2 separate regions of the Homo sapiens genome follow, and region 1 is linked to region 2. The links are chromatin loops, found by intact Hi-C in ENCODE. Cell type or tissue: OCI-LY7. All regions are shown on one strand. Each heading gives the region's core, and the rest is flanking DNA. Links, peaks and the distances in the headings are about the cores only. Region 1 overlaps GFOD1 (Gfo/Idh/MocA-like oxidoreductase domain containing 1). Region 2 has its middle 39 kb from the start of GFOD1.

Region 1 (5,376 bases), core at 246-5,245, 130 kb after region 2:
GGAAAAAGATTCTCCCACTTTTATGTATTTTTCCATCAGCAGCACTTCATTCTGACGAAATGTGTGCTCTTTTGATCACTATCTGCTTCGAATTACTCCTAAATTAAATTGTTCAAAAAGGATAAACTCGAAACGGAGGTTCTACCTGGTCTTGTATCAGCATTTTCCTGATCCCTGCTAAGAAAGTGAGCCTCATAACAGGAGGAATGGGACATCTGAAATATGTTTTTATGGAGTATGGCCAGGCACTAACCCATCAGCACAGAGGTGCCTAGGAGCTGGAGTGGGATCTTGGTGGCTTCCGCAGTGGTAACCACCAACTCTTCAAGTTGCTGAGCTTTGGAGAGATGGGGAGGATTCCTGGATAATAGAGAGATATTCAGGCATTTCAGGGCAGTGGCTATTTACTAACTGATAAATAGATATTTTAACATTTATCCCACCCCCAATGTGACTGCCATTGTGTGCTGGCTGAATCCCTGCCCGGTCCTGCATGTCTTAGTGTATTGGCCTGCACTATGTCTATTTTAGAGCTTTTGCCATCCAGGAAGTCTTTATTTTCTCTTCAATATATCAGGAGGCCAGAGGCCTCTTAAAAAAAAAAAATCAGAATCCCCACAGTTGTATAGATTAAAACAGCTTCTCAGTAACTGTGTGACCACGTGGAGGATCTTAGGAGAAAGAAATGATGTATTGGCTTCCCCAAAAGGGAGCACCCCTCAGAGACATCAGATCACCCTTCTCCTTCTCCCTGCTACTTTTGTTGAGGTAATTTACATGCAATAAAATGTACCTATTTTAAATGTATAGCTTTGTGAGTTTTGGTAAATGTATATACCTGTGCAATGCCACTGCAATTTCAAGATATGGAAATTTCCAATCATTCCGGATAGTTGCCTTAGTTGACTTTTTGGTGCATTCTCTACCCTCCCAGCCTCAGCCCCTGTCCCAGCCCCAGTAACCACTGCTGTGCTTTCTGCCCTGATAGCTCACTTTGCCTGTTTTACAATTGCAGATAAATAGAATGTCTGCATCCTTTTGCCTCTGGCTTCTTTTCACTCCGCATACCGGTTTTGAGATTTCTTCATATTGTTGCATGTCTCAGTAGTTCATTTATCTTTACTGCTGAGTAGTATTCTATTTTATGAAGGTATCACAATTTATTTATCTATTCAGCTGCTGTTGGATGTTGAGTCATTGCCAGTTTTTGGCAATTATAAATACAACTGCAACAAACATTCACATTTGGTTCTTTTGTGTAGATATATGTTTTCATTTCTCTTTGGTAAATTTCTAGGAGTGGAATTGCTGGGCTTTAGAGTAAGCCTTTGTTTTACTTTATTAAAAATCTGTCTTGCTGGGTGCCGTGGCTTGCACCTGTAATTCCAGAACTTTGGGAGGCCGAGGCGGGCCAATCACTTGAGTCCAGGAGTTCGAGACCAGTCTGGGAAACATGGAAAAACTGTCCCTACATGCCACCCCTCCCTCCCCCACCACCAAAATTAATCCAGGCTTGGTGGTATGCTCCTGGAAGCTGAGGTGAGAGAATCACCTGAGTCCGCGAGGTTAAGGCTGAAGTGAGCTTTGATTGCGCCACTGCACTCCAGCCTGGGTAACATAGTGAGACCCTGTCTCAGAACAAAACAAAACAACAAAATCTGTTTTCCAAAGTAGTAAAGTGCTTGTCTAGCTCCTGCCTTTTAAATGCCCAGTGTTACTGTAACTGGCTCATGATTTGTGCTAGAAAAAATAACAACGAGTCAAATCAACTGGTGTCTGTGGCGTCCTTGTCAATAGAGAGCTTTCAAAAGCAGCTGAGCCCCTGGATGTCCCTCCCTACCTCCTGTTCTGGGATGCTGCCCCGTGGTGGCCATTGACTGGTCTGAGCCCTGACCTGAGGGAAAGTGGAGTCGCCATTTATTGAGAAGCCCGGGAGGCTGAGCAGGCGGCAGTGAGGTGCTGATGGCTCAACAGAGCCTCTTTCTGCCTGCAGGCAGCTGGGATCCTAAATTACCTCCTTTCTGAGTCCAGGAAAGCCCATTAATCAAAACTAAACACCCGATGTGAGCTCCTTGGACGCTGCATTTGTGCACTGGGGTGCACATTCTGGGTTAAATATACAAAATAGGTGTTTAAGGACAGAGGAGCAACTTTTTTTGAAACAATTTTTTATTCAGGTAAATTTACATACTGTGAAATAAGCAGATAGTAAGTGTATACTTTAATGAGCTTTGCTAAATGCGTACACTCAAATCACCACCAATCAAGATTTGGAACATTTCAAAAGGATAAACTCGAAACGGAGGTTCTACCTGGTCTTGTATCAGCATTTTCCTGATCCCTGCTAAGGAAGTGAGCCTCGTAACAGATCCAAGTTAGGTGTCTGTGAATGCTGTTAACAGTAATAACTGACTAATGTGCAAGGTATGTACATACCTGATCTCATTTAATCCTCAGAACAGCCCTATGAGGTAATAGTTCTCATTTCCATTTTGAAGATGAGGAAGCCGAGGCTCAGAGCAGTAACTGACATTGTACATAACATAATATACGGTATAGTACAGTAACTGACATGAAACAGCTCGTGCTGGCAGCCCCTGGAGTCAAACCCAGCGGCAGAGGCTCCAGGTTTGCACTTTCCCCTATACACAGCTTCTCAGACTTCCTTCTGCAATAGCAGTTAAGGACAGGGCAAAGAAGATGCATACTTTGGAAGATAGAGGGAGTATCTGGGGATGTGGCCCATAGTCGGAAAAGTCTTCTTTTAAAAATTAATGCAAAATTTGTTTTCAGTTCCAAATGTGACAGTGTTTATTTTCATATAAAATATGTTTCATTTGCAAAGGTTTGCCCCTGCCCCCATTCAAATTGTTAGTAATAGAATGTGCCGGGATAATGCCACGTGGGCTGTGTGTTATTCCGGGTATGCCCACTGCAAGACATCACCATCTTCTGCTCATTCCTAAGACTGAATTGGTACTTGGCCAAATATTTGTCCTGTTCCCCACCCTGCTCTCCTGTTTTGCATTGGCTTCTAAAGTGGAAGCAGGTGGAGGCAAATATCTGCCCTCCCAGGTGGTATCAGTGCCTTCTGTTCTCCCCAGTGGGCCGGCCCCTGGGTTTTATGATACAAGGCTGGGCCTCCACCCTTCCAGGTTATGGCAGAGGCTGCCCCAGAGATGCCAGAGGGCCTGGAGGTGAAAGAGGAAGTGAAAAGTGAAGATGCAGATCACTTTCTCACGGCAGGCCCGAGTCCTCAGATGGAGAGACAAGGGGCCTGAGCTGGACACCACTTTTCATTTCGAGGGTGGCTTCACATTTGGATCTTTTGTGTAGATATTTGTTTTCATTTCTCTTTGGTAAATTTCTAGGAGTGGAATTGCCGGGCTTTAGAGTAAGGCTTTGTTTTACTTTATTAAGAATCTGTCTTGCTGGGCGCCATGGCTTGCACCTGTAATCCCAGCACTTTGGGAGGCCGAGGCGGGCCAATCACTTGAGTCCAGGAGTTCGAGACCACTGTGGGCACCCACAATGGGTCTGCTCCTGCTCCCTAAGCAAAGGTTCTGGGTGCTCTTGTCCCTTCTCTGAGCACTGTTTCCAACATCTGGCCTCTCTGTGGCTCTGAAGGTGTCGGTCACTGCACACCTGTGATCACCACCACTCAGGAAGCCCTACCTTCCTCCTGGGAGGTAAATATCCCTTCCTCTGACTTGAAACATCCCCAGGTATATGAGTTTCCCTTGCTGTTGTAATAAATTGTCACAAATTTAGTGGCTTAAAACAATACAGATTATTCTCTTCACAGTTGTAGAGGTAGAAAGTCTAAATTCAGTGTGCTGGCAGGGCCGTGTTCCTGCTGGAAGCTTCTGGAAAGAATCCATACCCTTGCCTTTTCCAGCTTCTAGAAGCTGCCTGTATACCTTGGCTCATGACCCCTTTCTCAAGTCCCTCCAACCTCTTGCTTCCAGGACACAGCTCCTATGACCCATTCTGATCTCCTGCTTCCTTCTTGTAAGAGTGGTGCTTACCTCCCACCCACCTGGCTAATCCAGGATAATCCTCCCAGTTCATGATCCTTAACTTCATCCCACCTACAAAGTCTCTTTTGCCATTCTATAAGAAAACATTCACAGGCTCTGGGGATCGGGATGTCGACATTCAGTCTGCCACACAGGAGGACTCAGAATCCTTGGCACCAACTCCTAGGAAAAGGCCACCTGCCCTGTAGGTGATGATGCTATGGGCACAGCTCTCTGTAACTCAGTGTGGCGCTTACTTTGAGAGGTGCACTGGAAAGCACATGGCCCCTCAGAGCCAAGTTCAAATCCTGACCCAATTGTTAGCTCTGTTAACCTGGCACAGATTAAATATGCTATTTCAGAGCCTCCATTTTCTGATCCATAAGAGGGAGGTAGAGATCTGCAGGGAAGATTGAAGATAAAGCATCTAGTACTGTCGCTGGCAAACAGTAGGTGCTCAACAAATGATGGCTATAATTCTTTGGAGGATTTCTAGTGAGCTACGTAGAAGCAGAAGTGACACTGTTCCTCAGCTTAGTTCACATGGGTGATTACATGGTTACTAAAAACAAACAAATGAAACATGTAAATGCGTTCCCCAGGCCTCCAAATTCTAAAACCCGGAGCTACAAGTTTGGAAAGGGCAGATGATAGTGACATACAATGATGACATTCCTGCATCCCCTTCCGCCTGCCCTCTGCTCATCCCAGGCTCAGATCCCCCACGGAGTAAACAAAGCACAGCTAGACTAGAATTGCCTCAGTGCCCTGGACTGGGGCTACCACGGCCTGAGTGGGACCCTCAGGGTCAGGTCCTCAGCTTCTGTGCTCATGGCTGGGAACTAACTGGTGCACGGTGGAGTGGCCGTAGCGTTGATGCCAAGGAAGTTTCTTCAGTGGGAACAAAGACCAGGGAACTCATAAAGCCTCTGGGCTCTTTATCTCAAGTGGAAAAGGGCTAACATTTCTGACTGAGTACTGGCAGCCAGTTGCTTTACATAAGTTATCTTTATTTGATCCATCAGGATATTGCTGTCTACATTTTACTGATGAGGAAGCTGGAGCCCCGAGAGCTTAACTCCCTTATCTGAGCTCACACAGCTAGGAAGGGGCTGGCATCTGTCCAACCTCTAAGCCAACCAGCCCATGACACAGCAGTATCTGAATTTCTGGCTAATTCATGAATCTCTATTGTATTGCAAGAAAGGAAAAACAAGATCCCCTTATCAGAGGCAAGGGAATGATATATGAGTTTTATCGGGTGGTTTATAGGCTCTTTATCATGGATCCAGTGCCTCTTGGGAGATGGCCATGCCAAGGCCATGGCTGTCATGCTGATGGATGTGCCATTCCTTGT
Region 2 (5,376 bases), core at 257-5,256:
ATCCCACCTTTTCCCATACTACAGTGTTTTGGGGACACGCTAGTCTTTAAATATGGGCCTCTCATCCTGATTTGGCATTTTGTGAAATCGTTCTTCACTTGAGAGCAGTTCTTGTCAAACAGTATCAGGATTTTGATGTTAAAGGTGCCTTGGGAGATGAAGCTGACTGACAGGTGATACAGGAAGCAGGAAAGCCCTCCCTCCTCAATCCCATTCAAGTTAAATAAAACCCATTTTTATGGCTAACTATATATATAAATTCCTCTTCCAGTCAGCCCCGCTCCCTCGCCTGCCCAAACATTACAAAGCAGTTGTCACCTGGGCTTTGAGATTCTGGGTCTCCTAAATGGCCCAGCAGGCTGGGAGGGCCGCCCCAGGTTGCTGCGGGCCTCACGGTTTGGCCATAAGCAGGCCCTGCATTGCCTGTATTGTTTTGGGGCCCTGGAGGTTGCTTTTTGTTTTCAAGCTTGCTTACCTCTACTCTCTCTGTTTTCCTGATTATCAGGAGAAAGCCCTTCCTCTCCCCCTTCCATGGTGACAGCCTGAGCTGTGCGTGCGTTTCCCGCCCTCTCCTTTCCTCCTTTCCCACTCTAAATGCTTGGCAGGCAGACACAACTCCCTATCAGAGGTGTTGGTGCAGAAGTTGTCACCTCTGCCTACATTGACAACTACACACTGTCTGCTCCAGGACTGTGTAAGCACAGCCAGGCTGGAAATTGATTTGCTCTTTGTTGCTGCCTTCCTCTTGAATTACATTTTTTTAAAAAAAAGAAAAGTGAGAGAAGCTAAAAGTAAAAAGACAGATGCAGAAGAGAAATACAGCTCTCAGATCTTGCTTCAACTCATCTTTCTTTTGGGGGAGGGGATTTCTTTCCCTTGGCTTTATTGAAATATAATTGACAAATAAAAAATAGAAATTAAAGGCATACAACACGGTAATTTGATATAAATATATATTCTGAAATGACTACTAGCATCAAGTTAATCAACACAAATGTCACCTTATATAGTTACTGTTTCGTTTCTTGTGTGATGAAAACACTCCATTTGCTCTCTTAGCAAATTTCAAGTATATAATACACGATTATTAAATATAACCACCAGGCTGTGCATTAGAGCCTCAGAACTGATTCCTCTTACAACTCAGGTTTGTATCCTTTGACCATGTCCCCATTTCCCCTGACTTCCCAGCCCCCCAAACCCCATTCTACTATGAGTTTGACATTTTTAGATTCCACAAATAAGTGAGGTCATGCAATATTTGTCTTTCTGTGTCTGGCTTATTTCATTTAGCATAATGTTCTCATCTATGTTATAAATAACAGGATTTCCTCCTTTTTATCAATGAAGAATACATATATACGTGTATATATGTACATATACACGTATATACACATATATATGTACATATATATGTACGTATATATATGTATATACGTATATATGTACATATATACATATATATATATATAATGTGTGTGTGTCCCATTTTGTTTAACCATCCCTCTGCTAATAGGCACTTAGATTGTTTCTACATCTTGGCTACTGCGTGACTAATGCTGCAACGAACACAAAGGTACAGATATCTCTTCCACACGCTGATTTCACTTTTTGTGGATATATACCCAGAAGTAGGAATGCTGGATCATATGGCAGTCCTATGATTATTTTTTGAGGAACCAACCCATTCTTTATCAAAGTGGAGGAACCAAGAAGGAAGTCCTGTTTAATATATGAGGCCAGGCAGTAAGGCCCTGCAGTCACTGATTGAATGCCACAAGAAAGGGAAGACGGCACAGCCTCTGGGAAAAGATATTGGTGCTCCTTTTAATGTTTGGTGTGCTTAACACAGTTGCTTTTTTTTTTTTGAGATGGAGTTTTGCTCTTGTTGCCCAGGCTGGAGTGCAATGGCGTGATCTTGGCTCACCGCAACCTCTGCTTCCCGGGTTCAAGTGATTCAGCCTTCTGAGTAGCTGGAATTACAGGCATGTGCCACCACGCCCAGCTAATTTTGTATTTTTAGTAGAGATGGGGTTTCTACATGTTGGTCAGGCTGGTTTCATACTCCTCACCTCAGGTGATCCGCCCACCTCGGCCTCCCAAAGTGCTGGGATTAGAGGTGTGAGCCACCACACCCGGCCCACAGTTGCATTTTTAGAGAAAACATGAGCCAGAGCACATTGGTGCTGAAGCAACTAGTGCTCAAATGCTGTGTGGCTTTGGCTAAAGCCCTTGTGTGGGCAGGGTCAGGATGAGAGGGGTCATCCCCATTCATTCTCCACCTCTCTCTACCCTGACTGTGTGGCCCAGGAGATGCATCTCTAGGGACAGCTTCACCAAAGCTCTTTGCCTGACAGCTTCTGGGCATTCCTGGCTAATGGGGGCACCTGGCGGGGATGGAAGGGAGGAAGGCCGCCCTGGCAGTGGCTTTGTCCCACAGCTCCTGGGAAGCAGTCCCTCTCCCAGCTCTGGCGGTCACTGGGCTGCGGTACCATATTCTGTCCCTTTGCCCCTGCAGTGCTAGGGGGGTAACCACTCCCAGCGTTTGTTTTCTCTGGTGCCACACCGCCCCTGGTGCCACACCGCCCCTGGTAGAGTCAGTCCTTTCATCCTGCCTGCACTTCCGTAAATAGTCCCCTCATTACATTTTTTTTTTTTTTTTCAGTTAAGCAATTTGGAGTGTGCCATCTGTTTCCTGCCCGGCTCTGGCTGATACTGTGACTAACCTTTTCACTGAGGCTTAAAATAAGTTGGTGATGCCTGTTTACACGGATTTAGTAGCCAACACCTGCAGCTTGCTGTTTTAGGTCTGAGCTTGCAAATGAGCCCCTCTTGCCAGGGTCTTAACTGTTGACTCTGTACTTTCCAAATTTTCTATAGGGGTGCTTATTATTTTGTTTCCTAGCCTGAGTTTGCGGTTTGCAGTGAAGTAGGACTAGCAAAAATTTAGGAAGCTATAGGATAGAGTGGTATGGCTGCATGACCTCAGCAATTGCTTAACCTCCTTGTGCCTCAGTTTTCCTCATCCCTAAGATGGGCATCATAATAGCACAACCTTATCTTATAGGGTTTTCCTGAGGGTTAACTAAATTTAAGTGTGTAAAGTACATAGCATAGGGCATGGCACATAGTAAATGCTCAAAACAGGTAGTTCTTATTATTATTTTATTGGAGGAAGGGTTTTACTCAGAATTATATGATAAGGTTAGAATCCCAGCTCTGCCATTGAGTAGATGGGTGACCTTGGAACTATTACTTAAACTCTTAAACTCTTCGAGTCTAAACATCTACATGGGATTAGTAATGCTTGTCTCACTTAGTGGTTGTCAGACCAAAATGTGATCATGTGTAGGAAAGGTCTTTGTAAATATTTGTTTTGTTTTGAGACAGGGTCTCACTCCAACGCCCAGGCTGGAGTGCAGTAGCACGATCTCAGCTTACTGGGTTCAAGTGATTCTCTTGCCTCAGCCTCCCGAGTAGCTAGGATTACAGGCATCCGCCACCACGCCTGGCTAATTTTTGTACTTTTAGTAGAGACGGGGTTTCACCATGTTGGACAGGCTGGTGTTGAACCCCTGTCCTCAAGTGATCTGCCTGCCTCAGCCTCCCAAAGTGCTGGAATTATAGGTGTGAGCCACCATGCCTAGCTGGTCTTTGTAAATTCTAAACCACAAATATGAAGTACAAACTGAAGATCATCTGATCTACACATTGTAGAAGATTCCTTTTTGTCCTGCATGGGTCTTTGCTCTGGTTCATAAGTTAGGAGGGTTTCCTAAAGGAAAAATGGGTGTTTGTTTCTCGTCTAATCATTATGGGGAATGTAGTTTTATCCGGGGAAGAGAAGAGAAAAGGCAGTGTGGTGATTTTGGAGGGAATTTGTCATGGTGATGCAGGAGGAGTGAGCATGTGTCAGGGAGGTATAATTTATTTTTCAGCTTTCTGGAAGCATGATGCTCTTCAGAAGCCTGAGGCCAGCACTCCCTGGCTAGGAGGCAGGCATGTCTAGAAACCTGGGTGACAAGGAAGGATAAGGCAGGGGAAGACCTGTGTTAAAACTTGCGCCATGTTGGCCAGGCTGGTTTTGAACTCCTGACCTCAAATGATCCACCCACCTCAGCCTCCCAAAGTGTTGGGGTTAGAGACGTGAGCCACCACATTAGCCGGGCATGGTGGTGGGCACCTGTAATCCCAGCTACTCAGGAGGCTGAGGCAGGAGAATCGCTCGTGCCCAGGAGGTGGAGGTTGCAGTGAGCAGAGATTGCGCCACTGCACTCCAGCCTGGGCAACAGAGCAAGACTCCGTCTCAAAAAAAAAGAAAAGAAAAACTTTAGACAAGGTGAATTTAATAGAGTTTAATTAAGCAAAGAGTGATTTGCAAATCGGGCAGCCTCCGAAATCAGAAAAGGTTTAGAGAAACTGGCAATTCCGCATGGTTGGAGAGGATTTAGGGACAGAAAAATGAAAGGGACAGTGACTACTGAAACAGCCAGATTGGTTACCGCCTGGCTTCTGCCTTATTTGCACATGGTGTGAACAGCTGGCTGCTTGTTGTGATTGGCTGAGACTCCACTACTTGTTCCTAGAGTAATTTACAATCTGTTTATACCTCTAGTTGGGTTACAGTTCACTGTGTATGGAGACACCTTTAAGCTGAATGTAAACTATGTAAGGAGGCAACTTCAGGCTAAACTGGAATATTCAGCCATGAGAAAAGAGACAGTGCAACTGGGCTGGAATGGACGGAGAGTTGAGGGGCTACAGAGACCACCACTGCTTATCTGAAGGGCCCAGCCTGGGAGTGCGACACTAGACTGCATGGGCACCTAAGGCTGTCCCAGGATGTTTGTGTTTACATTTCCTCTTAAGTGGGCCTCCCTCTACAGGAGCCAGTATATGGGATGCTGCTTAAATAGATCGTGCTCCCCACTCCCAAAAGTGGTCCTTGTCCACATCTCCGGCTGTTTTTGGTACAGAGGTGCAGAAAAAAGTTTGCTGTTACAGTTTCCGGTTCTGGGCTCCAACCACCCACATATAATTTGCTCTGTTCTTCTTGCCCTAGGTGATTTCTGGAAAATCCTGCTGGCTCAGCTCCTCTGTGATCTTGCTGACTTTCCACAGCATGGCCTGAGGCCCATAGCACGCTCAGAGCCCGCAGTCCTCCCTGAGCCTGGCCAGCTAGCGGCAGGGCCTTGTGGCCTGATGCAAATGCTACCACTACCCAAAGGCCATTTATGAGACTCTCCAAGCAGCTGCCTCTAAAGGCCATCCTACCAGCATTTAAATGACCCTCATACAAGTTTTCTTCATCTCGGGGCTCTCCTACCAGCTCCTGCTGCCTTTTTTTTTTTTTTTCTGGCAAACATATTCTTCTGT

What was found. A loop is a pair of places that touch in the nucleus more often than their neighbours do. Peaks named below come from ENCODE experiments on the same cell type or tissue, not always from the same donor. Only the 100,000 strongest peaks of a DNase experiment are listed, where the experiment ranks them.
Region 1: a loop joins it to region 2, with 4 times the contacts of the local background. A loop is called at or near these places in 15 of 110 quality-filtered maps.

What each region holds. Positions count from the first base shown.
Region 1 is chr6:13,395,292-13,400,667 of GRCh38, reverse strand. All of the region lies in intron 1 of GFOD1 (Gfo/Idh/MocA-like oxidoreductase domain containing 1), which reads left to right. Among named protein-coding and RNA genes, the nearest start is that of TBC1D7-LOC100130357, 69 kb to the right of the region's middle. In OCI-LY7, for the core only: a CTCF peak has its summit at 2,751; DNase peaks (open chromatin) are centred at 3,157 and 4,547; H3K4me3 peaks cover 2,838 bases; H3K27ac peaks cover 1,896 bases.
Region 2 is chr6:13,524,181-13,529,556 of GRCh38, reverse strand. No RefSeq gene overlaps it. Among named protein-coding and RNA genes, the nearest start is that of GFOD1, 39 kb to the right of the region's middle. RefSeq lists an enhancer at 2,623-2,742. In OCI-LY7, for the core only: CTCF peaks have their summits at 908, 1,107, 2,377 and 2,577; DNase peaks (open chromatin) are centred at 1,106, 2,296, 2,736, 4,546 and 2 weaker places; H3K4me3 peaks cover 1,778 bases; H3K27ac peaks cover 5,000 bases.